Linked DNA regions of Mus musculus: region 1 is linked to region 2. Evidence: chromatin loops called from intact Hi-C (ENCODE). Cell type or tissue: left cerebral cortex. All regions are shown on one strand.

Region 1 (2,500 bases), 120 kb after region 2:
TAAAGGAAAGCATTTAATTAGAACTGGCTTACAGTTCAGGGGTTTAGTCCATTATCATCATGGCAGAAAACATGGTCACAGGCAGACATGGTGCTGGAGAGGCAACTGAGAGTTCTGCACCTGCATCCCCAGGCCACAGACAGAGAGAGACACTGGGCCAGGCTTGAACATCTGAAACCTCAAAGCCCACCCCTCAGTGACGCACTTCCTCCAACAAGACCACACCTCCTAATAGTGCCACTTCCTATGGGACTATGGAGGCCATTTTAATTCAAACCACCACAGTGACAAGCACAGGGGATAGAGAATAGGAACAGAGCCAAAAGATACATGGTCAAAACAGACATGCTTCATAAGGTCCACCCTCTCCTGTTAAAATGGAGTCTGCGAGAAAGGAACCATCGTCCCACGAGCAGCCTCTTGGGATAGTGAGTGAACCCTGTGGGATCCAGGGGTGGTGTTCACAGCCTCATCATAAATAAGGACTCTGTGAGATCCACTCAGCGCTCTTGGAAGAAATGGATGCTGCTGTCTCTGAGCACACATGAGGAGTCTTCCAAATACGTGCAGACAGTGTACTGACAGCTAAGTGTCCTTGAGTCATGATTTGGTCTTCCACTATTTATTTTCTCAATCAAACTGATGTAAAATTACACGGGCTTCTCTGGACCATGAAGGGCCCTGTTCCCTCAGACTGGAGGGCTCTGTGTGCTCCTTTGCATAGCCAACTCTTGCACCTCACCACAAAGAACACATTACCAGGGAGACTTGCCCTGGCCCCTCCAAAGACTGTCACCCCATAACACACCACCATGGCTCCCCTCATGCCTTAGCTAATATAAAAAACTAATATTAAAAAATATAAAGAATATAGTGGTGCATTCCTTTAATCCCAGCACTCAGGAGGCAGAGGTCTCTAGGATTTTGAGGCTAACCTGGTGTACATAGTAAACTCTAGGACAGCCAGAGCTACATAATAGAGAGACTCTGTCTTTTTTTTTTTTTAATGTATCTTTATTCCCAAGCCAGAAATAAATATTTATCGAATGGGTAATGGATAGATCCCAGATACATCCACTTGGGAGAGGGACCTGGATCTTAAATAATCTGTTTAAATATTTTCATATTTCCTTGTTGCCTCATAAATATGTATTTCATAAATTCCCCCACCCAGGTTCAATTTTCATTGATGGTTCACATTAACTACAGGCTGTAAACACACAGGGATTGCCATTAATTCTAATGTGCCCTTGAATGTGTGTTTAAACATCATTCCCAGGGAAAGAATTGGTAGAAGAAGAATACCTAAGTGGTCTTGGGCTAGGGAAGTGTTGGGGACGCAGAGAGGAGCGTGTGAGGGATGGAGAATGAGATAGAAACCAGGGAGAGCTATCAACCATTTTATTCTGCCTTTGGATCTTTTGGCTGCAGCAGAAGCCTCATAGGGAAGCCTGCTCTTTGCTGCCATCTGGTGGTCATAATTAAAGCCGTTCCCACAGGACCACACTCTGTGGACCTAATTTTGCAACACCTACCAGTGTTCAACATCCCATGGTAGGCAGCAAGTAAATAATTACATTTTAGATGTTAATTTTTTTCATCAGTGAGGGAACATACTCATATATAATGTTTCAAACTCATCCTTATATTTACCAACCAAGGTTGACACTGATTTATTCCCACTTTACAGATAAAGAAACTGTGGGTCGGCTTACAACAACTTTGTAGGTGGTCAAAGCTAAGTGTCAGCCTCTGAACTAAAACAAAATGGATATTACTGACTTTTTTGCCCCAGTGAAGAAGACAGGAAGAAAACATTACATTCTCCAGCCCTCAGTAGGTAGACCCTAACACGGAAAATTCACAGACAAGAAAAAGGAAAGGGGAAGGGAGAAGAGAGAGAATAGGAGAAGAGAGGAGAGGATCGCAGCAAGATAACTCAGTGTATAAGGGGGCTTGCCACCAAGCCCGAGTGCCTGAGTTTAACCCCTGGAACTCACACGAAGGGAGGTAAGAACGATTCCTCCAACTTGTCCTTTGACCTCCACACATGCACAGCGATATGAACACTATATGTGTGCTCAAGTGTACATACACACACACACCACAAATAAAACAAATAAAGGCGAAATTCTGTTTTAGTAAAAGAAATAAGGGGCTAAAGAGTCTGTCATTCAGAGGGCATGGTGTTCTTATAGAGGAACCAGGTTCAGTTCCAGGCCCCACACAACAGCTCACAAACCACCTATAGCTCCATTTTCACAGGATCTTCAGCCCTCTTTTGGCCATCAGAGGTTCCTGCACTCACATAGTGTGCATACCCACACTCAGGCACACACACATGCACATAAAATAAAAATCTGTTTAAAAACAAAATGGACAGAGAGAAGGAAAAAAGAAGAAATTCTATCTCTAAGGGTCTTTTCAAGCTCAGAATTGGTTGATTTTTAAGCATTGTCCCCAAAACTAAGGATTGGGTCAACTAAGTTCTTCACTTGGT
Region 2 (2,500 bases):
CAGACAGCTTGCCTCTCTGGGCAGTGGGTGAGGTGAAAGATAAACTCAGACAGGTCACTTGGACCCCCCCGCTGAAGTGCTTGGGCAACTCACCCAGGGAAGGCAGCTCCTGGCTCATTATTTCCAGCAGCCTTCCATCCCTGGACGCTGGAGTGCCAGGGTGCCGGGTGACCTAAGCCCATTGAGCCCCTCTTCCAGACAGGTCTAAAATGATTAATAGTTGGTGATATGCATGGCTGTCAGATGGAAGACGTGCATGTCTCATGACTTAGCCAGAATGAGGGGAGAGAACAGGACGGTGGGCTTAGAAAGCTGTACAACCGTGGTTGGGTCACCGCTGCAGTCTGGTTCATTCATAGCCAGCTGAGTCTACTCAGAGATCCTATTAACCACTTTTTTTTTTCCTTTTTAGTTCATTATCTCCCCCCCCAAAACCCCCACTCCCCTCAACACACCCCTGCCCATCGAATCCACCGCAGTTCAACCAGCATAATCAAAAGACAGCCAGATAAAGTTGCAGTGATTTACAGCACCCAGCACCGGTGAGGGGTACATAGAGACCCACAGACGCACATCTGTGGTGAGGCTCCTACCTCTTATGGCATGACTCCCAGCTGGGGAGGGGGGGTGGAATCACATCGTCTCTGCCGCCTGCAGACCTACTAGGCTCTCTCACTCAGACGCGTGAGCGGCTGTCCATCAGTCACCAGGAGGCTGCCCATCGTGGGGGGCTCCCAGGGGCATTTCCAGTCAGAAGTGTTACCATGGTTGCAGGCTGGGACGTCCGCAGTGGACCAGGCAGGGGGAAGTTGGCAAGCCGGCATCACATCCCCCGCAGTGCAGGCTGCATGCTACCACCTCCCCACTCCTTAGTGCGTGCTCTGGCGGTAACCCCACCTGGCCACCCTGCGTGGCAGGGGCCAATGCCGATCTGAGTGACGGAGCCGCATGAGTCACTGCCCGCCAGGGCTCGCTAGAGCTCCCCCTAGGACAGTTGTCACAGCCCTTCACGGTCCAGACTTCTTTTTTAACCTCTTGTTTTCCAGACAGAGTTCTGTGCTGGGGGTGGGGTGGGGGGTGAGCAGCAAGCACGCCTTCAGCCCCACAGACTCAGAAGGAGCTGGCTGTTGCCGAAGCATCCCCGGGGACAACGGTCAAAGCAGTGCCAGGCAGAGAAGTAACCGGAGTGATGTGGAGGGGTGCGGAGGAAGAGGGAGGTGAACGCGGAGGGGCGGCGGGTGCTTCTGGGATATGCAAAAGAACAGTCTCCGAGGTGCACCGAGGTGAGGTGGGGAAGAGAAGATCAGGGAATGTGAAATGCGAGCTAACAGAGACTTATCTAACACCTCCGGGCTCTCCGGGGAGCAGCTCAGCCTTCCCTGCTGGAGTCAGAAGCTCCGGGGCTTAACGCTTTCAACATTAGCTTATGGGAAGGGAACTGGGACTGGATGCAGGGGTTCGCATCCCCTGTGCACACCCATAAGCGGGGGGTTGGGGGGGGTTGGGGTGCAAATCTAATGGTGGTGCAAACCCCATCTGACTGCCCGTGCTCACCCAATCCCTCCTTTGGAAGATTAAAATTGAAATCACAGAAATTACAATGTATGATGACCAAAAGGAAGTGCTTCCATCCCAAGATAAGGACATCGAGATAAACATACTGAAATACGTAGGTGACTCTGATACAGAAACATGGTGGCTTAATGGCTCCCAATTCCACCCACTCCAGTTCTATGACCCTGGGAAAGGCACTCAGCCTCTGTAGGCATCTGTGGGGAGGTCATGTCTGGCTTTGAAAGAGTGTCCCTAAGCAGTGAAGGCTGGCCTCAAACTTGTGATTCTCCTGCCTCTGCACCTGACTGTTAGGTGAATCTATGCAAAGTGCTCAGTGTGGCTTCTGGCACTCGGTGAACACCCATGAAGGTGACCTGTGGCCGTTATCATTGCTGGCGTACAGTGCATGATGTGGCAGACCTTAGCAGCCGCTCAAGTCCAGTGAGACAGCGCGGCATCTGCGCTGAGTAGAGTCGGTCTCTGCTATACAAGGCACAGGCACGCCAAGGTGAGTGTTTGTGTTAATTCTACCATGGCGTTATAATTCCTCGCAGAAGTTGAATCCCTTTCCACTATATACTAATTTATCTGTAGGAGACGAAAATAGAATTCCATTTCTGTGTTAGGAAGATGATTAATAGAGAGGTAGGAGCCACCCTCAGTGAAGTAATTATGATTTCTGAATTTCTGTACTATAAAATAAGGCTCATCTGTAAAGTTCTGCCATGCTCAAAGCATTACTGCGGTCAAGATTAGAAAAGAGGCTTGGGCTGCCAGTACAGGCCTATCACCTGATCACTCGGGCAGCTGAGGCAGGGGGATCAGAAGGCCAGGGCCTGCCTGGGCTACAGATGATAAACTCAAGGAACATAGCGAGACTCGGTCTCTGGGGGCTGTGGGGAGGTTGGAGAGTTGAGTCAGCCAACATAAGGGGCTGAGTACAATC

The links. Peaks named below come from ENCODE experiments on the same cell type or tissue, not always from the same donor. Only the 100,000 strongest peaks of a DNase experiment are listed, where the experiment ranks them.
Region 1: it touches region 2 in a loop (2.4-fold over the local background); 8 of 42 quality-filtered maps call a loop at or near these places.

The regions. Positions count from the first base shown.
Region 1 is chr5:115,789,590-115,792,089 of GRCm38, reverse strand. No RefSeq gene overlaps it. Among named protein-coding and RNA genes, the nearest start is that of Cit, 55 kb to the left of the region's middle. In left cerebral cortex, a CTCF peak has its summit at 1,473 (motif pointing left); a DNase peak (open chromatin) is centred at 1,462.
Region 2 is chr5:115,905,928-115,908,427 of GRCm38, reverse strand. All of the region lies in intron 8 of Cit (citron), which reads right to left. It overlaps Gm42008 (a long non-coding RNA gene), which reads left to right. Exons shown (of 3, transcript XR_003955981.1): 1 at 1-27; 2 at 413-2,062. Among named protein-coding and RNA genes, the nearest start is that of Gm42008, 1.4 kb to the left of the region's middle. In left cerebral cortex, a CTCF peak has its summit at 977; DNase peaks (open chromatin) are centred at 636 and 950; H3K4me3 peaks cover 1,762 bases; H3K27ac peaks cover 1,838 bases.